2 separate regions of the Homo sapiens genome follow, and region 2 is linked to region 1. The links are chromatin loops, found by intact Hi-C in ENCODE. Cell type or tissue: breast epithelium. All regions are shown on one strand. Links, peaks and the distances in the headings refer to the core of each region. The heading gives the core; the rest is flanking DNA. Region 1 has its middle 110 kb from the start of LINC02549. Region 2 has its middle 1.2 Mb from the start of EYS.

Evidence for each region. Hi-C counts contacts between places; a loop is a spot of excess contacts. Peaks named below come from ENCODE experiments on the same cell type or tissue, not always from the same donor. Only the 100,000 strongest peaks of a DNase experiment are listed, where the experiment ranks them.
Region 2: it touches region 1 in a loop (22-fold over the local background); 2 of 110 quality-filtered maps call a loop at or near these places.

The regions. Positions count from the first base shown.
Region 1 is chr6:68,208,398-68,225,243 of GRCh38, reverse strand. No RefSeq gene overlaps it. Among named protein-coding and RNA genes, the nearest start is that of LINC02549, 110 kb to the left of the region's middle. In breast epithelium, for the core only: no CTCF peak of the experiment used is centred there; no DNase peak of the experiment used is centred there.
Region 2 is chr6:66,929,947-66,946,792 of GRCh38, reverse strand. No RefSeq gene overlaps it. Among named protein-coding and RNA genes, the nearest start is that of EYS, 1.2 Mb to the right of the region's middle. In breast epithelium, for the core only: no CTCF peak of the experiment used is centred there; no DNase peak of the experiment used is centred there.

The sequences.
Region 1 (16,846 bases), core at 3,367-11,366:
AAATGCAATGCCACTGCCTAGAAGGCCCTGCTTGCTTTATATACTATTTTTAGCTCCAAATTCCTCTCAATACACTTTCTTAGACGCCATCGAGAAACAGTAGCCTTCTTTCAGTCTCTATAATCACACCATCCTATATGGTAGCTATGAGTCACAAATGACTATGATTACTTAAAATACAATCACCATATCTAAATATTCTAATTTGAATTCACTTTGTAAGTCTAAAATATGTAGCATATTTTTAAACCTTAGTATAAAAAATTAAAGTAAAATATTTTCATTAATATTTAATTTGATTATATGTAGAAATGCTGTTTAGGGTATATTACATAAAATAAGACAAAATTTAGTATTATTGTAATTGAACCACTTTAATTTTACTCTTTAAATGTCTCCTAACAAATTTAAGATTACATATGTGTCTTGTATTGTATTTCTAGTGTACCACATATTTCTAGAACCAGCTAAACTTACTTCTCTCTCAGAAACTTTGTAATTTTTCTTTCTGGTTATCTTTTCTTTTTAATATTCTCCCCCAAAAAGTTCAATTTATTGTTTGTTCACCTCTCAGATCTCAAGTCAAATTACATTTCTTCAAAATGTTCTTGATTGATCATCCTACATAAAATTTTCCTGCTCTTGGCTTCCCAGTTCTACTATATTTACTCTTTATAACATTTCCTCTTTCATTTCATTCTTAGCTCTTCTAATTCTTCAGAATTATTAGTTTGGTCATGTATAAGTTCAGCGAATGGAAGGATATCTTCTACGTTGTCAATTTCTGTGTCCTAGGATTCTATCATAGTTAATGGCACGTTGTAGATACTCAATTTATAATAATTCATTGAGATACTGAATCACTTGCTGGCCAACTGTCTACAATACTGTCATTTTAACTTCCATTTTCACATACCCCATGCCTAGCAGTTTTTTTTTTTTCTGAGATTATAAAAAACAATTTCAGTTGGGGAAAAAATAAACTAGGATACTCAAGTTTGTCATTAATGGGGTATAGAAAATGCCACCCCAAAATGTGGAATCTTGCCATACTGAGTATTTTAAAGCTGAAATAAATTGAGAAAACTGCAGAAGCGGGAAGGTCTCTCTAACTTTGTCCCTCCCCTCTCTCCTAAAGAACCTCATGTGACAGATGTCCTGTCTTACTACAGGAGAGAAGAAATGTCACACGGAGAGTCCAAGAAGAATCTGAACAAACAGGCCTTGTTAAGTTTACCCCAGTTTATTATCCTTAGATCATACTCTTTTGTGCTCCAATCACACTTTTGTATGACTTTCTGTAAAAATGCACAGTTTTCCCTGGTTCTTTCCATGTTCAATTCTGAAGGCTTTGTTTCATATAAAACTTACGTTAAATAAATTTGGTTATCCTATTTTTTTGTTGTTAATTTGTCTTTTGTTGTAAAAGCCTCAGCCATGAACCTTGTGATGGGTGAAAAATATTTTCTCTCCTACCTCATGTTGGTGAATACATGCCTAGCTTCAGTTCTCATTGCGATACGAAAACACAGGCAGGAGCTTCCTCAGTTTTTGAATTTCTCACAGTTTGCATAATCTGTACATATTAATTATTCAATAAATTCATGTTGATTTTTTTCATAAACCACGAGGAGCAGATGCATCAGATCTTTAATTGAATCTGATCTTGTTAGAACACATATAGATTCAGCTGTAGTCAGTTGCTTTTCAAAGATTCCCATGGAAACCTACAAAAAGGAAGGTAATAAGAGAAACAAAGATATTAACTCATTTAAGTTTCACCAAGTGATATCCATTTGAATCCTTTATAAAAAATTCTTATTTTTTATAAAGAATAGAGATGTGTTTTCTTTAATATTGATCAGTTATGCTTTCAATTACAAAAAATCAGAGATGCATTTGTTGTGAATCCCCCTAATAAGCAAAGTAGAAACATACAGAAATGCAGTGTAAAGACTGACAAACAAACAGATTCCTTTGCATGAGTTCCCTTTTTTACACTTTTCTCGGAGAGCATTATATTCCCTTCTTATTTAGAGCTGGTTATTTGAGAGGGACAAGTTGGTATATCTTAGGTTGCTTTCCATAATGAAGGAAACTTGTCCATACCTGATGTAGAAGATACAGAGATGTGTCTTCCACATCCCCGTTTAAGAAAAGAAATGCTAGCTGCAAGGAGCGTGGTTATCAAACAGCCTCCAGCTATCAGCTTCTTTATCGTCAGCCTCAGATTTCAAGCCGAGGTACCAGTCTTCTTAGAGTGGCTGCCAGCCAGTGATTGAACAAGGCAGTGGTCCAAGGGCTTAGCCATGTGCACCTGAAATAGAACTCCTCTAACAGGCAACATTTACTCTAGAGCTCCTTGTGGGGGATACAGCCTCTGTCACATCTAACCATCCCTTCTTCTTCCCCTTCTTTTGCTGATGTAACTTCTTAATAAAAAGAGTTGTACAACCAACTCTGTCTCAATGTTTTCTTCCTATAGTACCCAAACTGCAAAGCCTTCTATTGTCCATAGTGGACACTTCTGGTACCTACTCTGTAGCAGCCATTCTATTTTGTATACTGATAAGGTCTAGGAAAGGAACAACAACAACAAAAATAGTTAATACATTTCTTCCTTCCCTTACTTCCCACCCTGCTTTCCATTCTTCCCTACCTCCTTCCCTTCTTCTTCCCTTCTTTACTTTCTCCTTCTTTTCTTCAATAAATATTTACTTTGCACTTAGGCCCAGGATGTGTAATAATAAATAGAGATAATACATAATTCCTGCCCTAATAGGTGCCTACTCACTAGTAAAAATGAATTTTTAATAAATTGGGTAAGAGAAATTTTAAACAATTGGAAATAGGTAGATGATAGATAGATAGATGATAGATAGATAGACATAGTGTCCTTCAAAGTCACACAATTTCAGATTTCAGGTTTTTATGAATGCGCCAAAGAGAATGAACCCCATGAGTACCCTAGATCTATATAGATTCACTTCTGTTATTTATTGTAAAAGATAATATTTGTTTTTCTGCTATTGGAGTTTATAATGATTAAATTTTAAAAATATCAGTAAGACTGGAAAAATAAAAAAATTTAAGAACTATGAAGTTCACTTAAGTTCAGATATTTTAACAAGTTCTGAGAAATTGGTTGTTCCTTATCTGGATTTACATAAGCCTGGTAGCTTGGATTTGATGTTTCCAAATGCATGTCTTCAGATGGATTATATATTTTATATATATATATATATTATATATATATATAGAATCACTATACATACACATGCATACACACATACATGCATACACTTGAGTCTTGATTATTTTATGTCAGAGGCATCTAGAAATCTGGCAAAAAATGTTTTGTGTAATGTTCACGGAGCTGGGAATTTTAATAAAGGCCATATAATCAAGACAAGTACTATTACTTAAACAGAGCATGTTGCCATATTAGGCCTTGTTCCTCTGTCTGGTTAACAAAAATCTTTAATATGAAAGCATAAACATCTAAACTGATGAAATATTTTCCATTATAGATTTGCATGCATTCAGCAAAAGAACAATGCTTGAGTGTACTACTATTACATAAAAATCCAGAAAACATATTTCTAGAAATGCATTTTCTTATTCAACTATGAACTTTAAGCATAATAGAGCTTTGCAGAAAGAAAACAGCTGCAGCCAAATGTTCTCTCTAAGAGAAGGAACTTGGAGACCAAAAAATGGTTGAATGTTTTAAGTGGTTGTTGATCTTCGTAAGAGTTAAAGTAGGTGAAGGAAACACATACAGAAACACAAATAAACACAAACACAGTGCTCACAAATACACAAGGGATCAGGCTGTCTCTTTGAAAGAAATGTCAAGTATAGGTAAAGGAGATATGTACTGAGAAGGTAAATTGGGCTTATTGCTAGCAGCAATAAGAGAGCAACTATATAAGCAAGCCCTCTTTCCAGGAGCAGCTGAAAGATTTCTTTGAGCATGATTGGACATGGCACCTGGCAAAGCAAACAACATTGCAATTAGGTATGTTTTCCACAAAATAAAAACAGTTCCCCAAGGTTCTGTGTGTGTGTATGTGTGCACACACATGTGTGTTTCTATACCCTGAATTCAGACTTATTCACAGTAATATCCACTTTGTGGCACCTCCTTTTTTCATCGATAATTGAGGACTAAAGGATACAGACACTGCTGAGACAAGTGAGCTGAGGAACTTCAGAAGACCTGAACAAATGAAGAAAAATAATCATTACCTTGCTTGTTTTTTATGAAATGATTTCATTTGGGTGTGAGTTTTTTTCTTTCAAAGACATAGGACTCAAATTGTAGTCAATTAATGATTTAAAGATTCAAAACGACATTTTTGTATTCATGGCCAACTGTATAAAGTCTGGGATGTCGAACTATATATTGAACAAACATTTTCTTTTTGCTGTGAGAAATAAACTTCCTTGCAATTTTACTTCTGTCCTCAATATCCTCTTGATGAATAAAGGGTTGAAGATATCATACAGGTCAATATCATCAACAAAAACACCTTCTATGAAAAAAAGAACAGGCTAAGTATTGTCAACACAAAGATGTATAGTATAGAATTGATATTGTTTGGCTGTGTTCCCACCCAAATCTCATCTTGAACTGTAGCTCCCATAATTCCCATATGTTGTGGGAAGAGCCCAGTGAGAGATAATTGAATCATGGGGTCCTTTCCCCCATACTGTTCTTGTCATAGTGAATAAGTCTCACGATAACTTACGGTTTTATGAGAGGAAACCCTTTTCTCTTGGTTCTCATTCTCTCTTGCCTGCTGCCATATAAGACATGCCTTTCGCCTTCCACCATGATTGTGAGGCCTCCCTAGCCACATGGAACTGTGAGTTGATTAAACCTCTTTTTCTTTATAAATTATCCAATCTCAGGTAAGTCTTTATCAGTAATGTGAAAACAGACTAATCAAACAATATAAAATATGAGACTTAAAATCCATTTAATTATAAAATGTATTTAACTATACATTATTTTATTAACTATACATTTTAAAATACATGTTTACAATTGTTATAGATATGAAATTTGTAAACATTTTGCCATATCTATTGAGCTGAAGTTGGGATAAGTAACCTCCACACTAGCCTCAGAAAATCTCTTTCCTCTATGAAAATCTCTTTCATATTAAGGCAGTATTTAGTGCTTGTTTGTCCCAGGCATTCTGGGAATGGTTGGGAGATATAACAGGAAAATATATTAGCATGGAAGTATGCACTTGTATTTTTGCATATTTTAAAGCCATAAGTTAAAACAATAAGCCCAACAGAAAGATTAGCATAAAGGTTGGACAGGAATCTTTGGGTAGCAACAAAAGTTTTCCCAGTGAATTTGAAAACTTGTCTCCAGCCAATTAGAGACTCCATATACACTGACTTAGGAAGAACAAAAATAAATCATATTTTAATAAGGCCGCTATTTCTGAAGGCACTCTGTTCACTCTCAAAAAAATGCAACGAACTTTCTTGAAGAAGTCTAGTACCAATGAACAATTCCGAGGCTGTATATATTTTTATGGATAAACAATATCTGGAGTCAGATTGACTGAATTTATATTTGATTTCAGACTTTTTAGCTATGTGACCTAAAGCAATTTATTCAAGCTCTTTGACCTTCAGTTGGTACTTTATTTGTACAAATGGGGACAATAATGGAGTTATTTTGAGCATTAAATGAGTTAAAACATGCAAAGTATAGTCCTTGGAACTGTTGTAAATGTTCAATGTATGTTAATGATAAAAAGGGATTCCTAGAGGACTCAAGGGTGGCTGGCAAGATAGCCAAATAGGAACAGCTCTGGTCTGCAGCTCCCAGCGAGATCAATGCAGAAGGTGGGTGATTTATGCATTTCCAACTGAGGTACCCGGTTTTATCTCACTGGAACTGGTTAGAAAGTGGGTGCAGCCCATGGAGGGTTAGCCAAAGCAGGGTGGGGCATTGCCTCACCTGGAAAGCACAAGGGGTTGGGGAACTCCCTCTTCTAGCCATGGAAAGCTGTGAGGGACTGTGCTGTGAGGAACAGTGCATCCCAGCCCAGATATTACACTTTTCCCATGGTCTTCACAACTCACAGACCAGAAGATTCCCTCAGGTGCCTACACCACCAGGGCTCTGGGTATCAAACACAAAACTGGGTGGCCTTTTGGGCCGACACTGAGCTAGCTGCAGGAGTTTTTTTTTATTTTTATTTTTTTTTCATACCCCCAGTGGCACCTGGAATGCCAGCAAGACAGAACCATTCCCTACCCTGGAAAGGGGGCTGAATCCAGGGAGCCAAATGGTCTAGCTCAGCAGATCCTATCACTATGGAGCCCAGCAAGCTAAGATCCACTGACTTGAAATTCTGGCTGCCAGCACAGCAGTCTGAAGTTGACCTGGGGTGCTTGAGCTTGGTGGGGGAGGGGTATCTGCCATTCCTGAGGCTTGAGTAGACATTTTTCACCCTCACAGTATAAACAAAACCACCAGAAAGTTTTAACTGGGCAGAGCCCACCGCAGTTTTGCAAAGCTGCTGTAGCCAGACTGCCTCTCTAGATTCCTCCTCTCTGGGCAGGGCAGCTCTGAAAGAAAGGCAGCAGCCCCAGTCAGGGGCATACAGATAAAACTCCCAGCTGGGTACAATGGCTCACATCTGTAATCCCAGGAATTTGAGAGGCCGAGGCAGGTGGATCACCTGAGGTCAGGAGTTCGAGACTAGACTGGCTAACATGGTGAAACCTCATCTCTACTAAAAATACAAAAATTAGCTTGGCGTGGTGGCAGTTGCCTGTAATCCCAGCTACTCAGGAGGCTGAGGCAGGGGAATCTCTTGAACCCAGTAGGCAGAGGTTCAGTGAGCTGAGATCATGCCATTGCACTCCAGCCTGGGCAACAAGAGTGAAACTCTGTCTCAAAACCAACAAAACAACAACAACAACAACAACAACAACAAACTCCCATTTTCCTGGGACAGAGCACCTGGGGAAAAGGGTGGCTGTGGGCACAGCTTCAGCCAACTTAGACGTTCCTGCCTGCTGGCTCTGAAAAGAACAGTGGATCTCCCAGCACAGCGCTTGAGCTCTGCTAAGAAACAGACTGCCTCCTCAAGTGGGTTCCTGGCCCCCATGCCTCCTGACTAGGAGACACCTCCCAGGAGTGGTCAACAGACACCTCATACAGGAGAGCTCTGGCTGGCATCTGTCAGGTGTCCCTCTGGGACGAAGCTTTCAGAGGAAAAAACAGGCAGTAATCTTTGCTGTTCTGCAGCCTCCATTGGTGATACCCTTGCAAACAGGGTCTGGAGTGGACCTCCAGCAAACTCCAGCAGACCGGCAGCAGAGGGGCCTGACTGTTAGAAAGAAAACTAACAAACAAAAAGGAATAGCATCAACATCAACAAAAAGGATGTCCACACAAAAACCTCATCCTAAGATCACCAACGTCAATAACCAAAGGTAGATAAATCCACAAAAATGAAGAAAAACCAGTGCAAAAAGGGTTAAAAGTATAAAAATCAGAATACCTCTTCTCCAAAGGATCACAACTCCTCACCTGCAAGGAAACAAAACTGGATGGAGAATGAGTTTGACAAACTGACAAAAGTAGGCTTCAGAGGTGGGTAATAACAAACTCCTCCAAGCTAAAGTAGCATGTTCTAACCCAATGCAAGGAAGGTAAGAACCTTGAAAAAAGGTTAGAGGATTTGCTAACAAGAATAACCAGTTTAGAGAAGAATATAAATGACCTGATGCAGCTGAAAAACACAGCACGAGAACTTTGTGAAGAATATACAAGCATCAATAGCCATACCCATCAAGCGGAATAAAGGATACCAGAGATTGAAGATCAGCTTAATTAAATAAAGCATGAAGACAAGATTAAACAAAAAAGAATGAAAAGGAATGAGCAAAGCCTCCAAGAAATATGGGACTATGTGAAAAGACAAAACCTACATTTGATTGGTGTACCTTAAAGTGACGGGGAGAATGGAACCCAGTTGGAAAACACTCTGCAGGATATTGTCCAGGCGAACTTCCCCAACCTAGCAAGACAGGCCAAAATTCAAATTCAGGAAATACAAAGAACACCACAAAGATACTCCTCGAGAAGAGCAACCCCAAGACACATAATTATCAGATTCACCAACGTTGAAATGAAGAAAAAAATATTAAGGGCAGCCAGTGAGAAAGGTCACATTACCCAAAATGGGAAGCCCGTTAGACTAACAGTGGATCTCTATGCAGAAAATCTACAAGCCAGAAGTGAGTGTGGGTCAATATTCAAATTTATTTATTCTTAAATAAAAGAATTTTCAACCCAGAATTTTATATTCAGCCAAACTAAGCTTCAAAAGCAAAGTAGAGATAAATTTTTTACAGACAAGCAAGTGCTGAGAGATTTTGTTATCATCAGTCCTGCCTTACAAGAGCTCCTGAAGGAAGCACTAAACATGGAAAGGCAAAACTGGCACCAACGACTGCAAAAACATGCCAAAATGTAAAGACCATCAACACTATGAAGAAACTGCATCAACTAATTGCAAAATAACCAGCTAGCATCATAATGACAGGATCAAATTCACACATAACAATATTAACCTTAAATGTAAACAGGCTAAATGCCCCAATTACAAGCAAATTGGATAAAGACTCAAGACCCATCAATGTGCTGTATTAAGGAGATCCATCTCACGTGCACAGACACACATAGGCTTTTTCTTAGGAATATTTACCAAGCAAATGGAATGCAAAAAAAGAAAAAGAAAAGCAGGAATTGCAATCCTAGTCTCTGATAAAACAGACTTTAAACCAACAAAGATTTAAAAAGACAAAGAAGGGCATTACATAATGGTAAAGGGATCAATGCAACAAGAAGAGCTATCTATCCTAAATATATATGCACCCAATATTGGAGCACTCAGATTCATAAAACAAGTTCTTAAAGAACTATAAAGAGACTTAGACTCCCACACAATAATAGTGGGAGACTTTAACACCCCACTCTCAATATTAGACAGATGAGTGAGGCAGAAAATTAGGAAGGATATTCAGGACTTGAACTCATCTCTGGACCAAGCAGACCTAATAGACATCTACAGAACTCTCCACCCGAAATCAACAGAATATATATTCTTCTCAGCACCACAATGCACTTATTCTAAAATAGACCACATAATTGAAAGTAAAACACTCCTCAGCAAATGCAAAAGAACGGAAATGATAACAAACGTCTCTCAGACCACAGTGCAATTAAATTAGAACTCAAGATTTAAAAACTCACTCAAAGCTGCACAACTCCATGGAAACTGAACAACCTGCTACTGAATGACTACAGGGTAAATAATAAAATTAAGGCAGAAATAAATAAATTCTTTAAAACCAATGAGAACAAATACAGAAGGTACCAGAATCTCTGAGACACAGCTAAAGCAGTGTTTAGAGGGAAATAGCACTAAATGCCCATAGGAGAAAGCTGAAAAAAAATCTAAAATCGACACCCTAACATCACAATTAAAAGAACTAGAGAAGCAAGAAAAGAAATTCAAAAGCTAGAAGAAGACAAGAAATAACTAAGATCAGAGAAGAACTGAAGAAGATAGAGACACAAAAAGCACTTTAAAAAATCAATGAACCCAGAAGTTGGTTTTTTGAAAAGATTAACAAAATAGATAGACCACTAGCCAGACTACTGAAGAAGAAAAGAGAGAAGAATCAAATAGACACAATAAAAAATGATAAAGAGGATATCACCACAGTTCCCACAGAAATACAAACTACCATCAGAGAATACTTGATGAAATGTATCTCAAAATAGTAAAAGCTATTTATGACAAACACACAGCCAATATCATACTCAATGGGCAAAAACTGGAAGCATTCCCTTTGAAAACCGGCAAAAGAAAAAGATGCCCTCTCTCACCAATCCTATTCAACATAGTATTGGAAGTTCTGGCCAGGGCAATCAGGCAAGAGAAAGAAATAAAGGGTATTCAAATAGGAAGAGAGGAAGTCAAATTGTCTCTGTTTTCAGATGACATGATTGTATATTTTGAAAACCACATCGTCTCAGCCCAAAACCTCGTTAAGCTGATAAGCAACTTCAGCAAAGTCTCAGGATACAAAATCAAAGTGCAAAAATTGCAAGCATTCCTATACACCAATAATAGACAGAAAGCCAAATCATGAGTGAACTGCCATTCACAATTGCTACAAAGAGAATAAAATACCTAGGAATACAACTTACAAGGGATGTGAAGAACCTCTTCAAGGAGAATTACAAATCACTGCTCAAGGAAATAAGACAGGACACAAACAAATGAAAAATGTTCCATGCTCATGGATAGGAAGAATCAATATTGTGAAAATGGCTATACTGTGCAAAGTAATTTATGGATTCACTGCTATCCCCATCAAGCTACCATTGACTTTCTTCACAGAATTAGAAAGAAACTACTTTAAATTTCATATGAAACCAAATATTCAAGACAATCCTAAGCAAAAAGAACAAAGTTGGAGACATCATGCTATCTGACTCAAACTATACTACAAGGGTACAGTAACCAAAACAGCATGGTACTGGTACCAAAACAGATATATAGACCTATATATAAAACAGAACACAGGCCTCAGAAATAACACCACACATCTACAACCATCTGATCTTTGACAAACCTTACAAAACAAGCAATGAGAAAAGGATTCCCTATTTAATAAATGGTGTTGGGAAAACTGGCTAGCCATATGCAGAAAACTGAAACAGGACCCCTTCCATACACCTTATACAAAAATTAACTCAAAGTGGATTAAAGACTTACATGTAAGACCTAAAACCATAAAAACCCTAGAAGAAAACGTAGACAATACCATTCAGGACAAAGGCATGGGCAAATACTTCATGACTAAAACATGAAAGCAATGGCAACAAGAGCCAAAATTGACAAATGGGACCTAATTAAACTAAAGAGCTTCTGCACAGCAAAAGAAACTATCGTCAGAGTGTACAGGAAACCTACAGAATGGGAAAAATGTTTGCAATCTATCCATCTGACAAAATCTATCCATCCAAAATCTACAAGGACCTTAAACAAATTAACCAGACAAAAACTAACAATCACATCAAAAAGTAGGTGAACGATATGAATAGACACTTCTCAAAAGAGGACATATATGTGGCCAACAAAAATATGAAAAAAAGCTCATCATCACTGGTCATTAGTGAAATGCAAATCAAAACCTCAATGAAATACCATCTCACGACAGAACGGCTTTCATTAAAAAGTCAGGAAATCCCAGCACTTTGGGAGGCCGAGGCGGGCGGATCACGACGTCAGGAGATCGAGACCATCCCGGCTAAAGCGGTGAAACCCCGTCTCTACTAAAAATACAAAAAAATTAGCCGGGCGTAGTGGCGGGCGCCTGTAGTCCCAGCTACTTGGGAGGCTGAGGCAGGAGAATGGCGTGAACCCGGGAGGCGGAGCTTGCAGTGAGCCGAGATCCCGCCACTGCACCCCAGCCTGGGCGACAGAGCGAGACTCCGTCTCAAAAAAAAAAAAAAAGTCAGGAAACATCAGATGCTGGACAAGTTGTGGAGAAATAGGAATGCTTTTACACTGTTGGTGGAAGTGTAAATTAGTTCAGCCATTGTGGAAGACAGTGTGGCGATTCCTCAAGGATCTAGAAACAGAAATACCATTTGTCCCAGCAATCCCATTACTGGATATATACCCAAAAGATTATAAATCATTATACTATAAAGACACATTCACACTTATGTTTATTGCAGCACTATTCACAATAGCAAAACTTGGAACCAACCCAAATGCCCATAAATAATACACTGGATAAAGAAAATGTGGCACATATACACCATGGAATACTATGCCACCATTAAAAAGAATGAGTTCATGTCCTTTGCATGGACATGGATGAAGCTGGAAACCATCATTCTCAGCAAACTAACACAGGAACAGAAAACCAAACACGGCATGTTTTCACTCATAAATGGGAGCTGAACAATGAGAACACATGAACACACTGAGGGAAACATCACACGCCAGGGCTTTTCTGGGATTCGGGGGCTAGAGGAGGGATATCTTTAGGAGCAATACCTAATGTAGATGATGGGTTGATGGGTGCAGCAAACCACCATGGCACGTGTATACCTATGTAACAAACATGCATGTTCTTCACATGTATCCCAGAACTTAAAGTATAATAAAAAAAGGAAAAAGAAAGAAATAGAAGACTCAGACATAAAATGTTATGCATTTCTTTTACATTACTAATAAATACACAATCCTCGAAGATGATAACGACTGTATTTGTATTTAAATGAACTGCAGTGGAAGAAAAAAAGCATTTCATATTCATAGTTTTCTAGGTATCCTTATCTAATCTAACAAATCTCCACTTGCTAATCATTTCTAATTTCCATCACTCAGCTATAGGTCAGAGCAGGTAATATTGGATGAGAAAATAGAAGGGATTCTTTAAGAACATTCTCATTTCTTCTGACTCCCACCTGCAGAGCGTATCTTACATGTTTGTGAAGAGATTGTTGCTCTAATTTTAAAAGGGAAAGTTGGCTTGAATAAGAATGTCTTGAGGAAGTGGACACATGGAAAAAAATTTGTTTCAAAATTATATATTACTATTTGGCTATTCGATTTAAAGCTACAAAGAAATAGATGTCAGGTGAAGCTCAGTGAGGATGCTGGGTCAATGAATCTAAATATCTAACTGGGCATGGCAAAGATCAAGAAAGCAGGAGAATGTCAGTGTCACAGGATGCATATGGTATTTACAGAGAATTTAGAAACTCTTAAAGAGGGTTGAGGCATGACAGATTGCTGTCAGAGCATTGAAAAGTAGAGAGAGCCTTAAAAAAAGATAGACTCTTAGAAAGAGCAGTAATATGAATAATAACTTTTATAGGTCATGCTCAATAGTTTTTGAACTACACACCAAAATAGCCTTCTTTCTTTCAGATATGAATTTCTTTGTTAGAAGTGGTTAGCCCTATTAGAAAACTTTAGGCTAGAAGAAGAAAGAGCTATGTTAATTGCTCTTGAGTAGGGGAGGGCAAGAAAATGTATTGAATCATTAATTAAAAATAAGTTTAACCTCAGCTGAATTATCATATTAAGTGACATTTTTTGTAAGCCAAATCCTCTATATTTTTGGAAGAAAGCAAGAAGTAGCCCCTCCGTGGTTCAGTGGGAAGATCTTCTCATCAAACTATCATGCTTTTCCAGCTAGAAAATTATGAGGTTATAGAACACAGCAAGATTCTTGATATACAGTAATATTTGGAAAAAATGAAGTTGCCTGCCCATTTATTGTGTTTAAAAGAACTCCTGGGCAGTGGCACAAAAAAGCCAGGTGGGTGAGGCTGAATTACTTACTAATCTGTAAGTTTTTTAGGAACTATTACTCCAGGGGCAGAGAATCACCTTTTTAACTCTTTTACCTAAATATATGTAACCCCCTTTCCAAGTTTAACATGGCCTCTCTAAATCTATCCCCATTATTAACTGATATGCTCATCCCTTGAGTCATTCTTTGACATTTACAGCACACAGCATAGTGGAAAGAATATAGGATTTGGATCTCTAAAGGTCTCAGAGGGAACACTGACTCACGTGCTCTGAGAAATTGAGCAATTAACCTCTTGAGGCCTAGTTTCTTCATCTCTAAAATATGAATTGTACTTATCTCATGTAGTTATTGAGAAGATCAAATAAGATTATGTTTAAAGTACCCAGTGCATAATAGTTACTCAAAAATTGAGAGCTGCTAGTTGTAGCATAGGCTTATTCTTTAGCGTTTATACTCTAGGCATAGATTGCAGTACCTGGGGAGAACAAATAGGGACAGGCATGTTTCTGTGGGGTGAGGGAAGGAGCAATGAGAATATACACATTAGTGAATGACTTAGCAAGGCAGAACTCAGATGACAGGACTCCTGAGGGAATCTGGAATTTTGGACTCAGAGTAAAGAAACCCACTCCATTCATTCAATCAACAAATACTTATTAAGCATGTAACTTGGAGTAGGTAAGTGAGGTACTTTGATATAATAGTAACATCGGTGTACTGATGGTCTTAATGAAATGGGAGGATTTGGGAAATCAGAATTCTAGAGCAAATAAACCTGAATTTGGAGGTAGTGAATCACAGCATGACTTTCTGAAATTAAAACTGTGGAAAAACTATATTTATTAGGAACTAGAGGATCTGTAGTAGGGTCAGCAACTTTTACTTAAAAAGCCAGGTAATAAATATTTTAGACTTTGTGGGCCAAGAAGGAGAATTGAAAATATAATGTGGGTACTAACATTACCATGTTAAATGTGACCGGGTTGCATGCCAGATTTGGCCAGTGGGCTGTACTTTGCCCAACCTTGACATAAAATACGATTACTTGAGTGTATGTCTGTGGTAGGATAGAGGACTAGATGATTGAGATAGGAGACTTCACAGGACTGAGATGCCAAGGTGATAAGGGAAAAAGAATTCATTCTTTTCAGTGGAAATTCAGGAAGACCAGTGGAACCAGTGAGATACTGTCAGAGACAGTTTATTGACAGCAGTGCAAGTTAACTCAACATAGTGATGGTCAAAGAGAATGGGGAATGGAAAATTCATAAGAGAGAGACTTGTAATACCTACTTACACAAAGGAGGCTCTGATACAAAAACTGAAGGGACAAGGGTAGAGGTAGGGGTCATGCAATGGATCTTTTTAGCAGATGACTGTGATTCTGTGTGGAGGCCTAAAGCAAACACTTCCTCACCTGATGTGCTACAATATGTTCTCTTAGATGTGATATGAAGGAGTCCAACTGCATTAAAACAGTAAAGAATTTAGTTGGGTATGGTGCCTCACACCTGTAATCCCAGTACTTCAGAAGGCTGAGGCAGGCAGATTGCTCAAGCCCAGGAATTTAAAACCAACCTAGGCAACATGGTGAAACCCCATACCTACAAAAATATACCAAAAATAGCCAGGAATTGTGGCATACACCTGTACTCCCAGCTACTCAAGAGGCTGAGGCAGAAGGCTCACATAAGTCCTGGAAGGTCGAGGCTGCAGTGAGCCGTGATTGTGCCACTGCACTACAGGCTGGGTGACAGAGTAAGATCCTGCCTCAGAAGAAGGAAAAAAAAGAAAAGGAAAGAAAAAATAAAGTATTTGGTGGACTGACTGAAAACTCATAAATATAAATCAGAAGTGTCCCTCCTCTTTAATACTCCTTTGCTAGGTTTTTCTTTATGTAGGACAGAAGAAAATTTATAGTCCAGTGCTATTCTTTTCCATTGCCTATCCATATTTGTCATTTGGTGACAAATATGCAGTGGAGATTCATACTGTTCCTGGGTCGCACCTTCCTTAAGGATTTTCTTCTGAATTGTGGTAGTGACACTCTCTTGCTGATTGCAGTAAATGTTCCAAATCCCTAGAATATATAAATAAAGCCCATGACTGTTCTTGTGCATGAATTGGCATTGCTCCACCATAGTTCTTCTCCAGACCTGTCCTTGAGTAGGATCTGATCCTTGGGCAGGAACTTGTAGAAGCTGGCTTAGCCTGTGGCACAGTCTAGAGCAGAGTGCCTCAGGCTCCATGTGCAGTACAAATGTCATCTCTGTTGCCCATCCTAGGCCAAACTATATTAGTCCATTCTTGCACTGCTATAAAGAACTACCTGAGACTGGATAATTTTTTTTTTAAAAGTTCAATTGGCTCACAGTTCTGCAGGCTGTACAGCAAGCATGGCTAGGGAGGCCTTAGGAAACGCACAATCATGTACAAAGGCAAAGGGAGACAGGCATGTCTTACATGGCCAGAGAAGGAGGAAGAGAGAGAAGTAGGTGCAGCACATTTTATTATTATTATTATTATACTTTAAGTTTTAGGGTACATGTGCACAATGTGCAGGTTTGTTACATATGTATACATGTGCCATGTTGGTGTGCTGCACCCATTAACTCGTCATTTAAAATTAGGTATATCTCCTAATGCTATCCCTCCCCCCTTCCCCCACCCCACAACAGGCCCCAGCGTGTGATGTTCCCCTTTTTGTGTCCATGTGTTCTCATTGTTCAATTCCCACCTGTGAGTGAGAACATGCAGTGTTTGGTTTTTTGTCCTTGCGATAGTTTACTGAGAATGATGGTTTCCAGTTTCATCCGTGTCCCTACAAAGGACATGAACTCATCCTTTTTTATGGCTGCACAGTATTCCATGGTGTATATGTGCCACATTTTCTTAATCCAGTCTATCATTGTTGGACATTTGGGTTGGTTCCAAGTCTTTGCTATTGTGAATAGCACCGCAAAAAACATACGTGTGCATGTGTCTTTATAGCAGCATGTTTTATAATCCTTTGGGTATATATCCAATAATGGGATGGCTGGGTCAAATGGTATTTCTAGTTCTAGATCCCTGAGGAATCGCCACACTGACTTCCACGATGATTGAACTAGTTTACAGTCCCACCAACAGTGTAAAAGTGTTCTTATTTCTCCACATCCTCTCCAGCACCTGTTGTTGCCTGACTTTTTAATGATCGCCATTCCAACTGGTGTGAGATGGTATCTCATTGTGGTTTTGATTTCCATTTCTCTGATGCCCAGTGACGGTGAGCATTTTTTCCTGTGTTTTTTGGCTGCATAAATGTCTTCTTTTGAGAAGTGTCTGTTCATATCCTTCGCCCACTTTTTGATGGGGTTGTTTGTTTTTTTCTTGTAAATTTGTTTGAGTTTATTGTAGATTCTGGATATTAGCCCTTTGTCAGATGAGTAGGTTGTGAAAATTTTCTCCC
Region 2 (16,846 bases), core at 5,262-13,261, 1.3 Mb after region 1:
AAGTTTAAAATATCTGACCTTTAGATCATAGTTTTACATATATGTAACAATAAATTATGCATATGTATAAATTTCACAATTTAATTTGGAAAAGCTTTTCAGAACTTAGATTAGCAAATATTTAGAATAAATTAGTATACGTTTTAATATGTTCTGTGAAATGATATTGTTACCCATTATTAGTAGAAGTACAAATTGATACAATATCTCAGAAGAGTTTGTGGCAATGTTTATCATATGGAAATCTACATCCTTTAACTTACCAGTTTCATTTCTAGTACTGCATGTTACATATATTCACGTATACCCACATACACACAAAATAAATATTTTCGTAGCACTGTTTATAATAGATAAAAATATTTAAAGCAAGAAAATATCCAAACTTATACGCATGAAAAAGCTATCTCTGGTGAAGAGACGATAAAATGAATTGAATAGGGGACTTTATTTTCTTTTAGTATTACTATGATCACTAATTGCTGCCTTTATGACAGAAATGTTCTTATTCTCAACTTGTTTTATTTAATCCTGTTTCATTGCTAGTTTTGAAGATGTATTTTTGTTGGTCCCATCAGGATGTTGTTAATTGACAAAAAATCATGTAGGAATAGTCATAGCAATTATGCACAAAACATTTCCCAGTCTTCACTGTTTGGTTTGCCTCAGTAACTAGTTGTCCACTGAGGAAAATATCCTTTATGTTATGAAAAATATCTAATACGCAGAAACTGATTAGTTTCTTATTATCTCAAGACAAGTTAAGGAATAGATATGAAGCTCATTTCTCTGTAATCGGGTAATAGCACAAATCATATAGGACTTTAGTAACATTGTATAAGCTTTTGCTAAATAAAACGATTCTTTAATAATTTCTGTCTCATTAATAGGTATGAACCATGGTGTAAAAATATTTCCCAGTATAGGAGTATGAACACTATGTGAATGATAAGAGTAAGAGGCTAACCTTAAATACTGCATTTCTCCAATGATGCAAATTTCACAGATTCTCCTGACTCTTATAAAATGAACATTTGGAAAGCTTAGAAAATTCCTAATGACTCCTAGAAGACATTGTGACCTTCTGAGGGCCACTGTCCATCTGTCAGTGAGATTACCATACCACCTCTTGTCTGCAGAGAATCAGTGATGCCCAGAGTGTATTTGTTCCAGATGTAAATTACTGTTGCATTCAGCTAGCGAAATGCACATAGAGGGGACCAGTGTGCAAGGCAGAGACCCCACCTGGGCACAGACTCACTCTAATACAGGACAAGTCCCCTCACCACAATTACACATAATTCCTATAGACTGCAATCAACACCAGGGCTTTTGAAGCAAAACTAATCACACCATTATGGACTGGTTTTGAAGATTACAAATGACGTAAACATGAGGAATGTACACTGGAGGCCATGAGTGGCCTCTAGAATGCATTTGTCTGTGCAGTTTTAGCAGAAGTGGGGGGTGGGGTGGGGTCTTAGTGACACCAAGGGCACAACCAGAAGGCTGCAGGCTTGGCCAGGCCACACACCCCTGGGGCCAAACCAGAGCCACTTCTGAGGCCAAGGCCAACCCAGGAAAGCCCCATCCCAGAAAGGGAGGTCCAGGTCAGCTGTGCCCACAAGCAAACAGGGAAGATCTGGACTGCAAGACACTTTATTTTGGAGGAAGTCAGGGGTCTTCCTACAGATGTGTCTCAATTTTTGGTCAGACTTCTCCTAGGGCCAGCAGACGGTACCACTGGGCCCTTCTTGCCTGTTCCACCAGTGATGAGAATTAGGACACTTTCAACAAATGTTGAGCTCCATCTGAATAGGACAGAGCCATCTTCAGAGTGAAAGAGTTTAACAAATTGAAAACACACATGGATTTGCTGCTATGCAAATACAGAAGAATTTCTAATCCAATAATCTTTCCAAATGTTCACTAAAGAAAACTGATGTTTACTTGTAGGAGATTAGACTGTGTGACACCCACTGAGATACATGTCCCTAAACTCTAAAGAAAACTGATGTTTATTTGTAGGAGATTAGACTGTGTGACACCCACTGAGATACATGTCCCTAAACTATCTCCTAATCATCTCCATTTTTAATAGTATTGGAGGCAAAATTGATCTGAAACTATCTTCAACCTTTATCTATGTAAGAACTTTGGCTCACAAACATGGAGCTGGATGTGGATTTTGGCTGACACACCTCATCTTTCTGCAACATTAATTCTCTCATAATTTGCAATGATTTCAAAATCCATTTAGATTTTGCATCTGATATTCTAGTTTCTCAATCTGTTGACTTCCTTTTCTGCAATGACCATTACTAGTTACCTAGCTATTGCTTAACTCCCCAAAACACCAATAGTCACACCGCCATAATTTCAATTCCAGTACTCTATTCTCTAAACACTACCTCTATATTTTCAGCTCACTCTTTTTGGTACCCCATCTCCTGGAAATCTTAGATGCCATTGGAATGTATTGGCAATTGATACCACTACATTTGTTATGTCTAGAAACCCCTAATGTCTTTACTCGTCTCTTTTAACAGGTTAGATTGTATGATGCCTTGCTATGGTTTTAATGGAATTTCCCCTCTGAAATTAATGTAGAAACCTAGTACCAAGGGGATAGTATTGGAAGGTGGGACATTTGAGAGATGAATAGGTTATGATGGCTCCTCCCTCATGAATGGAAAGGGCCCTGATATGATTTGGATCTGTGTCCACACCCAAATCTCCCCTTGAATTGTAATTCCCATAATCCCCACGTGTCAAGGTTGGGACCAAGTGGAGGTAGCTGAATCATGGTGGTAGTTTCTCTCATGTTGTTCTCCTGATAATGAGTGAGTCTCATGAGATATGATGGATTTTTTTAAGCATCTGGTATTTCCCCTGCTTGCACTCATTCTCTCTCCTGCAGCCCTGTAAAGAGGTGACTTGCACTATGATTGTAAGTTTTCTGAAGCCTCCCCAGCCATGTGGAAATGTGAATCAACTAAACCTATTTTTTTTAATAAATTACCCTGTCTTGGGTATTTCTTCATAGCAGCATGAGAACAAATTAATACAGCCCTTTTAAAATGAGTTCTTGTTAGTGGGTTTGCTCTCTCTTCTGCTCTTCTCTAATATGAGGACACTCTTCTCCTTTTGACCTTTGACTTTTCATCATGTGAGGATGCAGCAAAAAGGAATTCAACCAGATGTTGCAAACTTGATCTTGAACTTTCCATTCCCTCCAGAACTGTGAGAAATGCATGTGTGTTCTTTATAAATTACCCAGTCTGTGGTGCTCTATCAGCACAAAGTGGACTAAAACACCCATCATTTAGCTTTTTTTTATATAGACCCTCAACATTCCTGCAATTCTCTTCCTTCATTATATTTACCTGATAAAACTCCAATGCTACGTTTAATCAAAATCTCATCTATATTCACCTGCAACAGTCCCTGAACAAGGCTGCCTGAAGGCTTTAACTTAAATTCACAACCCTTAAGTGGGCCACTCAATTCAGCAACCATTTACCATCTTGTATCTCCTTAAATCACTAAGACCCCTCTCCAATTGCCACGGTTAGCTGATAATGCTGCCCTTTTTCCCATCGAGAAATTAAAATAAACTAAAAGAACAATTCTTGTTTTTTCTACCTACATGAAGCTACCTACATCAGAAGTCATGTATTTTGCTTTCTGGATGAGCAGATCTTGGTGTAACCTAATGCTAACTTTTCTACTTCTGCATTAAATTATTTTCCATTTTATTTACATCATAAAATACACTGTGTCATTGATGCCTCTCTAAGACCTATTATCAATTGTCTTTAATTTTCTCATAAACTAAGAAAAATGCGATATAAATCTAATGTTGAAAAATGATTTTTGCCAATTTCACCTTCTGCCTAATTTTTCAGCACCATTTATCACAAAACTCCTTAAAGGGGTTGTCTATATTCTCAGTTTTCATTTCCTTTCCATTTTTTTTCTTCTCCAACTTTTATTTAGAATCAGGGGGTACATGTGTGGGTTGTTACAAAGATATAGTTTATGATGCTGAGGTTTTGGGGTATGTCTGAATCTGTCACCCAGGTAGTGAGCACAGTACCATAATACCCAATAGGTAGTTCTTCAGTTCATGCCCCTTCCCACTCCCTATCTTCCCTATCTAGTAGTCCCCAGTGTCTGTTGTTCCCACCTCTATGTCTATGTGTACTAAATGTTTAGCTCTCACTTATAAGTGACAATATGCAGCATTTGGTTTTTCTTTTCTGTGTTAGGGCATAAGATAAGCTTCCAGGGATAAGCTTCCAGCTTTATCCACGTTTCTGCAAAGGACACCATTTCATTATCTTTTATGCACATGTAGTATTCCATGTTGCACGTATACCACATTTTCTTTATCCAATACACCATTGATGGGCACCTGGGTTGATTCTATGTTTTTGCTATTGTGAATAGCCCTGTGATGAGCATTTCTTATGAACATACTTCAATCAAGCTTTCATTTTCAAGACTATACCAAAACTGTCCTTATCAGAGTTACAGGTGATACCCACTTTGCTCAGTCTTGTGGACAACTTTCAGAACTTGAAATAGTGGCATAATCAGCATTATTTCATATATTTAATCACTCTCTCTCTGACCAAATTAATATTTTCTATTTCATAAGACAGTTGTAATGCCCTTGTATGTTTCTAGGACTTCTCTGATTTCCAAGACAAGAGGATTCCTTGCAACTGCATGTTGCTGTAAAACAGTCTTTCAAATTATTTTATTATCCTTTGTTTAATGCATGAATGACTCACTATAATGTTACCTTCTTAAGGACAAAATCATGTCTGTTTTTTACAGTACCATAGTTCCAGTGCTTAGCCTGCTGCCAGCATATGACAGTTGTTCAATAAATGTATTGAATAAATGAATGCATAAATATTTTATAAGGTTTTTCTGTTTCCTTTCTCTGGTATTTCTAACACTCTGTCAATTCTATTCAGATTAATGAGGAATAAAGAGTTTAAAAATATTTCACATAGTTTGGCTCATCCTCCTGTGTAGTCACAAAATCAAATGAGACAAGAATAAAAAAAAACTATACCTAATTACTTACATAGTAGGGATAAAAGAGTAGTATTCAAATAATATTCTAAAATAGTATATAAATTTGAACAAGCTAGGAGTTGTAAATTGTTTGGGCAAACAACTTAAAATCCTTTAGTATTTCTGTTTATGAAATGAGTCTACTTTATTAGTTGACTAACACTTACAGAGTTGGTTATATTTTGCCAATAGGAAATTAACATGAAGACATCTTTATAATTTGTGGTCCCAGACTCCCTTGCTATTTCTTAAATGTCAAATTAAAACTCAGAGACCTTTCATGTTCGTGTGTCTGCAACTCTATTTACCTATATCTCCACCTGATTTGTGCCTTCCTTTTCTTAAGGTCTTTGCTCAAATTAAAATTGCATCCTGTCCCTAATTCTACCTTGCCAGCTTTATTTACCTCATAGTACTTATCATTGTGTAATATACCGTATAATTGAACTCATTTATTGTTTTTCTTTTCTGTCTCTATGCACCAATAGCATATAATCTTCATAGAGGTAAGAATTTCTGTCTTTGTTCACTGTGAGATACACAGTGATTTAACAATCATTTGGCACAAGAAGCACTCAATAAATATTTATTGAAATGAATGATCTTTACCTTTTAGTGTCTTTCCTCAGAAAATTAACAGCTCAGTTACCTACTGTGGTCACCTTTTCTCCTAAAATAAGCTTACGCTTATGCTGACTAAAATAAAATACATTGAATTAAATTCAATTAAAACTAGTTAAGGTTTATCTGCTTGGGAAAAGTGGCATCCTCATCTCAAGGTATCTGAATTTTTGAGGAGGTAACATATTTGCATGATTATCCCTATATTTCTAGGAGTTATTGTGTTTCCCAAGTCTGTTCTGTTTAAAAAGTTGAAATTCAACTCACTGTGTTTTGCCTTTTGATTCTTACCTGAACCCAGTCATCAAAACAGCATTGCCTTTGATCTTTATCTAGCAAAAACATAGTATTTGCAACAATTTTGTTTTGTCTAGTAGACTTTACTAAGCCTTTTATGAGCAGAATAAGTCACAGAATTGCTAATAGCATATTGAATATTTAACATTTTTGTTTTTAAAAGTACCTTTTACACATTTCACCACCACAGGTTCCAGATCCCTGACTTATCATCTCATCTGCTCCTGGCATCTCTTTTGCTACTTCTCTCCAGTCTTCTCAAACCCCCATTTATGCTTATATATTAAGCAAAGTACTTTAGTCATCTTTTTTACTTTTTTATTCTTATACAATTCGAAATCTAATGGTTATTTCTTAGTGAAGTGATTTATTGATATTTACTTTTAAACAAAGTCACTTCTTGCACCAGGAGAAAATTTGATTGGAGTGTATTCATGCTGGTATAATATTTTTATATTTATTTGCTGCATAGTCATGTAACACAAACTCAATGTAGGCTGTTTTGCTCTTTTCAATTGTGCTTTCACTTAAAATATATACACGCACATGCTTTGCTGAAACCACCATGAGGCAGCTGTTGTGGACAGATGGCCTGTGTTGACTAGAGTATAATAAACTATATTAAATGCAATTAACACATTTTCTTACATCTAACAGGAAGTAGTTGAGTGTCATCTATTTCAGCCCTAAGTACCTTTTGGGTGTACACATGCATTCAAAAATCCTCAGATGCCATGCGTTTTTTAAGTGAGCACTTCTGTCAGCATTTATAAAAATGTCTAAGCTTCTTGATTATAATTACTGCTAGTTATAAAATAAAAACAACACCAGAAAAAAAATCCATACTGACCATGTTGAATTAGGATACTGGTTTAAGAGTATTTTTGCTTTTATAGTTATTTTGATTTTTCTTAAATAGCCCTTAAGTAAAGCAGCAACCACATTTAACTCATCTCAATTAAAACAAAAAAAAGAGAAAATAATATTTTGGTTTTTTTAAATTTTATATTTTACATTGAAAGAAAAAGTGTATGTATTTACTGTGTACAAGGGCATGTTTTGAAGTATACTGTATATGCATTGTAGACTGACTAAATCTGGCTAACATAGACATTGCCTCACAGAGTTTTTATTTTGTGGTAAGAATACTTTGTGTACATTCTTAGGGTTTTTCAAGAATGCAATACATTATTAACTATAGTCACCATGTTGTTGAACAGATCTCTTCAACTTTTGTCTCTTCTCTAACTGAAATTTTGTAACTTATTCTTTCCAAAAAAAATCTGTATATATAAGGGCAAGTAAAATTTACCAAAAAAAAAAAGATAAATACATGTAAATCCTAGTGTGATAAAACTACTTTCTATATGTTTTGAAACAATTTATCAGTTATCTCATTAAATATTCTTTTAAAAGAATGTGCTTTTAGAACTTTATTATTTTTAATCATGGATGTCAGACAGTTATTTGATTATGTATTGCAGCTTATTTCAAATTTTAAAATCCAAATGAATACAATAATAGCTGGTAATATTAAGTACTTGCTGTATTATAAAATAACTCTAAGCATATTGCCAACATAACTATTATCAATTTTCCTATATTTTTGGTGGAGAAATCTGAAAGACAAAGAGAAAGTTTACAGTTGAAGTATTAGATTCGTACTTTGATACTTCCTAATCTGAATCTAAATCATCCACTGTTAACACCATGCTACACAGCTTGCCAAAATTAGCTCCAAATAACTCTCAGGAAGTGAAATGCAAGATTAAAGATAATCATTTAGGCGTTACTAAAGTATTTCTTAACTACATTAATTGTAACTTTGTTACTTGGTATACAAGTGGACATTTTTCTTAGTAACCCAAATGAAGATTAAAAGGATGCTTATAGTATTACCTAACATGAACAGCAAACAAAATCTATGAATATTGAACCTAAAAGGTCCAGTTTGAAGATCAATGTGCACTATCACTCTATGGAATCCATGTCTTACGTAGCATTTAGAGAGAAATAGTAGCAATTTAACAGATTTGTAGAAATATAATCTTTTGGAAGAGCTGCCATTGTTTTTTGCTTTTTAATATGTTTTCTATTAAATACGTAATGCATAGCTTTGTTATAAATGTAGAAATAACATCAACTTTAAACATCTACCTATAACATCATATGATGGAAGAGGACTAAAAAACTATGAATTACAACACATGAAAAGCAAGTTTTACAGTCTGAAATGCAACACAGTTTTAAAAGGGTGAAACTTTAATAGAAATGCCCAAAATATTTATATCTATCTGTCATTTTCACTGTTGCAGTTGCATTTATAAAATACCAATGGGAAGATATTTTGGATTATAAAAGTGTACTTCTTAATGTGAAGATATGGCACATGTGCTATGAAACCAATCAACAAACATCAAGTTTATCGAGCACTTAATACTACCATTGTTAGTGTTATTTTTTGGAATTTAAAGGGCCCATAAGGAAAGTCATTCTAATTTCACATCAGAAGGCTGAAACTCAGCTAATGAATTCTCTGCACTGTGATAACAATAGGGGATCTAGAAAAAAGTAATCTGCATGATTCTAACTTTGAAGGTTTTATAGACTCTGGAAAGGACTGATGCACATAAAAAATTAGCAAAAATGTGAGAAAGAATGTATGTAGAAAGAAAATGGTCAGTTACAAATAACAGTTTCTACAATTTGCAATGAAAAGTCCTTGGAAAAAGTCCTCTGTGGACAATGTTCATGCTGATGTTTGTGTCCTTCTCTTTTTATTGCCTGTGGTAGGAAATGTTTCTTTCTCCAGCTTATCTCTTAAAATCATACTGACTTAAGTCAACCATTTCAACTTCTGCAGTGTTATTCAAAACAGCACTTTAAATTATATAATCTTTAATTTCCTAATACTACTTATAATGCATTTTATATAATATGGTGATTTCTGGGTTTCTGTTTATGTTACTATATCCCTTCAATATCCCCCAATCCACTTCATAGATACTAAGCATACAAGGGTGTATAAGTATTGCTCTCATCTTTGCCCATTTCTCTCTCTGGGCTTAAAATGCAGGTCTATATATCTGTTAAAAATCCAACCTCTCTTAAAGGATTAACTCCACAGGGACTTCCCTATTTATTTCCTTAGAAGTAATAATGTCTCAGGATACTTAGGGTGTTGCTTCACTAGCCAGAAACCTCTGTGGCTGGTGACACCTCTGCTTGAGTTTTGCTCACACCCAATGGAATCATTTCACCCACTCAGTATGACAGGCTCTCACTACCAGCCTGGATCCCATGCCTGCCAGGGGTGAGCCAGGTGCAGAGTGGCAAAAGGTATGTGACCCAGCAAGCGTGGGGTTTGACCACTGCGCAGACCCAGGCACACCAGCTGTTGCAGTAGGGCAGACAGCTCTAGGCACCAGCTGCATGTGAGGCTGTGGCTGGACCAGAAACACCACAAGTGGATTCCACTACAGGTACCAGTGTCTGGACCAGGGGAACGTGGTTGCACCACAAAACTCTGAGACACCAGTAATTTCAGAGCCTTAAAGAGGGTGTTATAGAATGTCACATCCCTGGCTTGAGGAGCCCTGAGGTCTGGGCTCCCAGAAGGTCTACAGCTCTTCTCTCCTTCTCATTGCTCACATCACAGCTAGCAAAGGTGCATGTTTTGGTGGCAGGGGTGAGGGTGGGGAACATGTGTTCTGCCCATTTGTGTTATAGCTCTTTCAGTCCTGCTTCCCCACTCCGGTCCATTTCTCCTGTGGCCTGGCCCTGCCGCTGCTTTCTGTCACATGAGGTGGCTGGCCAGTGCCAGCAGAGGGTGGCAGGGCTATAGTGTTACAGCCCTTTCAGCTCCTGCTTTCAGCACAATCATCTGGCCAGTGAAGTGTTACAGTGTGTTTAGCTCCTGCCATTTGGCAGGTCCTGAGTTCTTGTCCCACATCCAGGAAGAATGAAGTGACATGTACAACTAAAGTGTGAGCAAAGTGAAGAAGACCTTTACTGGGTGACTGAACAACTCTCAGCAGGGAGGAGACTCAAAGTGGGTAGTGCCTATCAGCAGGGAGGTAGTATTGAGGAGTGTCTGAGTCTGGCTGAGTCTGGGAGTTTTATAGGCTCAGAATGGAGGAAATGCATGCTGATTGGTCCATGGTTGATCATGGGCAGTCCTGAAAAAAGCACCAGTTGATTAGCCAAAAGGCATCATGGAAGTTCTCACTCCAAGTCACAGACTTCACATGGAACTTGCAGCCCAGCCCCCAGGCTTCAGGCCGTCAATGGCTTGAAGGGGAGGTTTCACTGTGGACTTACTCCTTCCCACCTAGAAACCGGTCTGCCTCCCACCACCATCAACATACCAACCACAGCGCACAGACTATCCACACTGAATGGCACCTGCAGGCCCATGCTGAGCTGCCCTCAGCCTCCCAGCCTCCCTCCCATGCTCATCTGCGCAAAATATTTTAGTCTCAGCATCAGTTTCCAGCAAGGGTGGCAAGGCAGTGCAAGATTGTTGTTTTAGCATGACTGTGACTGCATGCACACCCAGCCAGGTCACAACAGCACTCAGGCTCAGCTATCAGGACACATCCACAACTTTGCTCCACTGAAGAGTGGGTGCCAGGAGTGCAGAGAGGCCAGAGAGTGGGTACAGACACTTTTTTTTTTTTGAGACAGAGTCTCACTCTGTCACCCAGGCTGGGGTGCAGCACCGCAATCTGTGCTCACTGCAAGCTCCACCTCCTGGGTCCAAGTGATTCTTCTGCCTCAGCCTCCCAAGTAACTGGAACTACAGGCATGCACCACTATGCCTGGCTAATTTTTGTATTTTTAGTAGAAAGGTGGTTTCACTATATTGGCCAGGCTGGTCTTGAACTCCTGACCTAATCCGCCCACCTTGGCCTCCCAAAGTGCTGGGATTACAGGCTTGAGCCATTGCACCCGACCTGGAGCAGGCACTTCTAAGCCTGCAGTGTCAGGGGGTTTACTGTACCCCCAAGAGCACAGGGATGCCCAGGTCCGGAGCTGCAGCTGGGCAGCTGTAGCTGGGCCAGGGAGTACAGACTCCCACCCCTCTAACACAGTAGGGTGTGGGGCTCTTGCTGGGATCACCTGTTCCTGCCCCCTGCCAACTCCAGATTACACAGCCCCAGCTGAGCCTCCCCTGATGCAGCTGGCATCCTCGCAGTGGCCACTTCAAATGGTCCACCATCACAGCCATCAATAACTATCAGTTTCCTTCATGGAAAACACTGAATATGTAACCCTCACATTACACTTATAAAATGCTATTTTCAAATGTATAGGTGTTTCAGCCACTGAGTAGCTGGGATTAAAGGTCTGCACCACCATTCTCAGGTAATTTTTGTAGTTTCACTAGAGACCCTGTTTCAACATGTTGGCCAAATTCCTGATCTCCAGTGATCCTCCCACCTCAGCCTTCAAAGTGCTGGGATTACAAGCATGAACCACTGCACATGGCCTAGAATCATTTAGAAAGGTTAAAAAAAAGAAGAAAGTTAATGAGAAAATTTAAATAAATTATAGTTTATCAGCAAAATTACATGTTATGTCTATTAAATATATTCCAAATGATTTCTTAAATTTAAAAATAAAATATATGATTTTATTTTTATTAAAATAGCACATTCTACTTATGTGTATATATAATGCTGTGTTTCGTGCATTAAAAATATTTGGGAAAATACAGATAGCCAACAGAGACTGCTAGACAGAAATGAAAATCTATCCAACACATGGCTATAGAGAATTTAAATGACTAAATTAAACACTAGTATAATTTTCAGCCTTAAAAGTAATTTGGCTCTTTTCATACCTAATTAAACATGGGAAAGAAAGTAGATGTGTGTGTAATATGTAATTGAAGTTCTAGAGTTCATTCATTACCTTTGGTATCTCAATAATACAGTTTATTTTAATATTTAAAAAAATCAATTCAAGAAAAGAATATTCAGATAAAATGGTTGTGTGTAATTTTAATTCACTTTTTATGCAATTAATGCATAAAATAGGATGCTTGAATTAAAATAAGAAATACAGGTAAAATTCTTAATTTTAAGATCTTATTTTTAAACATCACTAGAGAGGTATTTCCCAATTAGTTAATATTATAAGAACTTCCTGTTAAATATTCTCATATCACAATTATGAGAAACAGCATGATCACTTGGCCATATTTTGTATCAAGTAATTATACCTAATTAGGAATTTTTGTTTGCACTGATAATACACAACAATGTTGACGCCATATAGTACAATCAGGATAGCAGGACCAATGTTCAACTCCATCACAATTACAGGATAAGTGCTCAATAAGTAGTTACTAAGTGAATGAAGATGATTTTAGTTCTATTTTGTTACATCATACTCAGGCAAAATGTATCCTTTTAACTTATTATTGTATTTAAAGTAATATTCTGTGATATATGTGATGTTAAGTATTTATTTAAATGTTTTTTATTAGATCCTATACAAAGTTTTGTTTCTGCCTTCTAAGCACTCTGGAAAAATACCTAGAATCCAAAATCATTAGCATAAAAACATTCTCATTTGCACACATAAATTTCAGGTTTCAAACTGACAATTAGGATAATCAAAAACTATACAGGATTTTTATCCATGAGAAATAAAAGTAACAGATCCACATCAGCTTCATTTTGTTCTTTAGAGCTTTCATAATCCATTGACTCAGGCTTGCTAAAGATTTGACTAGTCTCATCACTGAAAGGGCAAACTGCAAGAGACTGAGAAAAAGTACGACTGGAAGAAGACAGACAATTAAATATAATAGTCCTTGAAAAGTAGTTATTGGAGAAATTAAAATCGAAAACTGATGAAGCAGGGGCTATCTCACAAACATACTTACTCCAACTTACCTTCTGTAAGGATATTCCTTGAATGTTGTAAGAAGAAACACTACTTTGAGAATTAGTTCCTCATTCCCACTCATTCCATAGCATCACTAAGACAGCATAATGATGCTACAGAATGAGCATCACTTTTAGGCTCCAATTGGAAGGAAAAAAACTAACCATGTTACTTGTCAAAAGGCCAGAAAGTGAAAATATGAGAAATAACTTCTGGTGTATTATTATCAAGACGAAAAAAACTATTAGAAATTATGATGTAATCAAATATATTAAGTTTTTTAAAGAGTCAGGTTTTAAAAGATATTTTCTGTGATACTTTTCTCATTTTTAGGCAGATCATTCAAATTTTCACATAATTTTTGCAAAAAAAAGCCTATCTTCAGGTTTACAGGCTATTTTGAATTTTTTGTTAATGCAGCATTCATTAATCTACAGATATCCAACAGGTTTTCAAATACCAGCTATAATTTGAGGGTTTTAACTCTTAAGCAGTTGATAAAAAAAAAAAACCTACCAAAGCACTTATTTATCTATCTATGTAAAAGGTTTAGTCTAATCAATGTTTCCTCCATCAGACAAGGTTGACCAATAAAGAGTAAAGTACTAAATAGTCATTTGATAGCATTTCTCTTGAATACTAACTTAATATATGCTCAAATATTCTAAATGTTTTGAAATTTGTTTACTTAAAATACACATTTACATAAAATGCATTTTTTATAATTACTTGATTTTCAGATTTCACAATTTACAAAGTAAAACTTCTAGATAGGGTAAAATACTTCCATTAGTTTGTTACCAGTGGCATGTATCCGAATTACCTGTGGCAAATCCACAGAGATCTGTAGCAACCTCAACTTTTGCCTCCTTGGAAGAAAGAATATGACTGCGGGGCATAAGGCAGAAGGAGAGATGGAGGCAAATTTGAGTAGGAGTGAAAATGTATTAGAAAGCTTTAGAACAGTAAGGAAAGGAAAGAAAAGGAAAGTACAACTTAGATGAGGGCCAAGTGGGTGACTTGAGAAACCAATTGGGCAGCTTGACCTCTTGACTTGGGGTTTTACATGTTGGCATACTTCCAAGATCTTCCATTACTTCTCCTCACTCCTGAAATCTTATTTGGAAGCTGCTGATTGGTTTCAGGTGTTTTCTATTAGGAGCCTGCCTTTCCCTGGCACTGGCTGTGACCCATTATTAAATAATTGGATAATATTTAGATAAACTGTTAACAATCACCTGACCATCACCTGATGGTCACCAACACTCCTAGTGTGTGTCTGTTTGGGGTGGGGGAAACCTCTCCTGCCCAGCTCATACCTAACTAGCTACCCAATGTAACATGTTCATTTATTTTAATCAGGTGGTGGCCCAACACTGAGTTTAAATATAATAATATTCCATTTCCAGAAAACCTAGACAAAACATTTCAGCTTTGAGGACAGATAACCATCAAAATAAAAACACTTTCAAGTCACATACTTCAAATTAGAAAAGAAAAGCAATCTTAAATACAGAAATATATTCCAGTCCCTAATAGAACAGATGCACACACAAATTACTATTAAACCTTTCCTTTGGTTAATTTACTTTTTGTAGCATTTTCTGGAATGTAAGGAATTGAAGTGAGAGATGCAAAATGTTAGTGTAGCTTCATTGGTCATCTTTGGTAAACATGGATAAGGATTTCAAGGTGAAAAAAAGGCTGCCAATTGTGGAAAAATGTATTCGCTTGTTCTAGTCACTTCTTTATGTTGAATATAATAGGGAGAATAAATAAATAAATGTGCTATTCAAAATATATTAAGGTTAGATATTACTTCAACACTTTTGGTAATTTAGTAATTCAGTCAAAAGTACTGTTGGAAATTTCCAAATTCTAAAAGAACTTTTTTTGCAAGACTAGCATTTTTCAAATCTTGTGTAATATTCAAGAAAACTAGTATTTCCTAATGAATATTTCTGACACTGATGATGATGTTAATACATATTTTGCAAGATATTTTCAACGATTTTGTTGTAATTAGTCTGTTGTCCATAGTATGACTCTTCAAAGTTCTTGCTGTATCTAAGTTTATGTTATATGATATAATTAAAGATGTTTTACTTTGCTAAAGCAATCAGCACCTCCAAAATTATCAGTTGGCATGAATGTTATTATGCAAGCAGAGAAAATCCACTTTATCTGTCAACTTAAAATTTTTATTTTAAGTTATGTAACATAATTTATTAAGCCTAGATGACTGAGTCATCCCAATAATTTTAAGAGATAGCTCTCCCTTATATTAAGGGGAAAAAGGAAAAGCTTTATCTAATACAAAGTTCTATAGATTGGTTATATAATGAACTTTTCTACTGTAATACAAGAGTGAAAAGGTTAATCTACCAAGCTAAGAAAGCCTCCTCACTAAATTAGCATTTGAATAAGATATTTATGTTTATTCATTATATCATCATATTGCCAGATAAAATAAGCATACTGGCTCCAAAACAGTATGTTTAATTGCTTATTAACAAAGATAAGAAATGCTTATAAAATGATTATAATGTAAGTTTTTAAAGCACATATAAACAAATTCCAACTATCTAGAGATGACCATTCTCAATGTTTTAGAGAGGACCTCCCCAAATCTTATCTTAGCCTGCCAGTCCATATCATATCAATATCAATTTTGAGTTTTAAGTTTTTAGTTTAGTTTAACCAATGCTTCCCATGGCATGACAAGATTCACCCACTATCAAACATACAACATCTGAATCTTGTAACACAAAAATTTTACAGAACCAGTTAAACAGGAAAGGGTGACTTTTTTCAAAACTATTGACAAAATAGTCTTCTGAATAGCCATGTACCTGGTTCAAATTCAAGCGGTTTTATTGGTAAGTAAAAAGGAACAAGTGGATATGAAGAGAAATCTAGCAGATTCTGCCACTGTTGACCTCTTTAGTTATTCAAATACCCATGTTTACATTTATTTCCTTTAGAATAATATACTCACCACTTCTCTGAGTGAGACAATCATCAAATCCAATTTGATTACAAAATTCATTTCAGAGTTGGAAATCTGAGTCTGGATATTGTGCATTCTCCCAACATGACTAATTTGAATGATGAAATAAGAAAAAATTATCACAAGAAAATCTTTTTTAGAAAGGGAAATGGTTTTAAAACACAGCTATTAGTCATCTATAGCCATAGGCCAACACTATCTTCAGGAATTGCGAAGATTCCATTTGTGTTAGGGAAAGACATCCTCTTGTTAGCACTTTTGAAAAACCTGCCTGAGATCTCCCTAAAGAATTCCCTTGTCTGTTGTCCTCCATGGCTTCCAGTCCAAGCCCTTGAGAAGTGATTTACTTTCTTTCCTCCTCAAATCTGAAGTAGCTTTAGAGAGTATGGTCTTCTGGGCTAACCAATTTACATTGCTCATTTACTACTGAAGGCTGGTCTGGAAATCTAGGAATTGTCTTAGAGTTTGATATTTGCAGGTCTAGTTTGTAGCCACCAGGCAAAATAAAATAAAATAAAATAAAACAAAACATAAAAATTCCCTATAAAACATTTTAGATGTTCATTCTACTTTCTTCTAGTTAGCTTATTATGCAAGTAGCATTTCCAAAGATCTCATCCAGATATGGAGTCTTAGTCTTTCATTGCAGGCCTCTGTAATAAAATTCACCTTCCTATATTTCAACTTAATGGCTACTACATTGAGGGTTGCATGAGAAGGCACTCCACATAATACTCTCTGCTGGGTTGCTCACAGCCTTTGATTAGGGCATCAGTTTAATCTCCTTCTAAGGCTGCCACTTCAGCACCATTGTTTGCAACTGCTTCACTTTGAGGTAGAGGAGTTGAATTTTCAATTCTGTCAGTCTACAAATTTTGAACTTTTAGCTTGATTGCAGGCTCTAGACAAAGGCTTTGTTTGCAAAGCTAT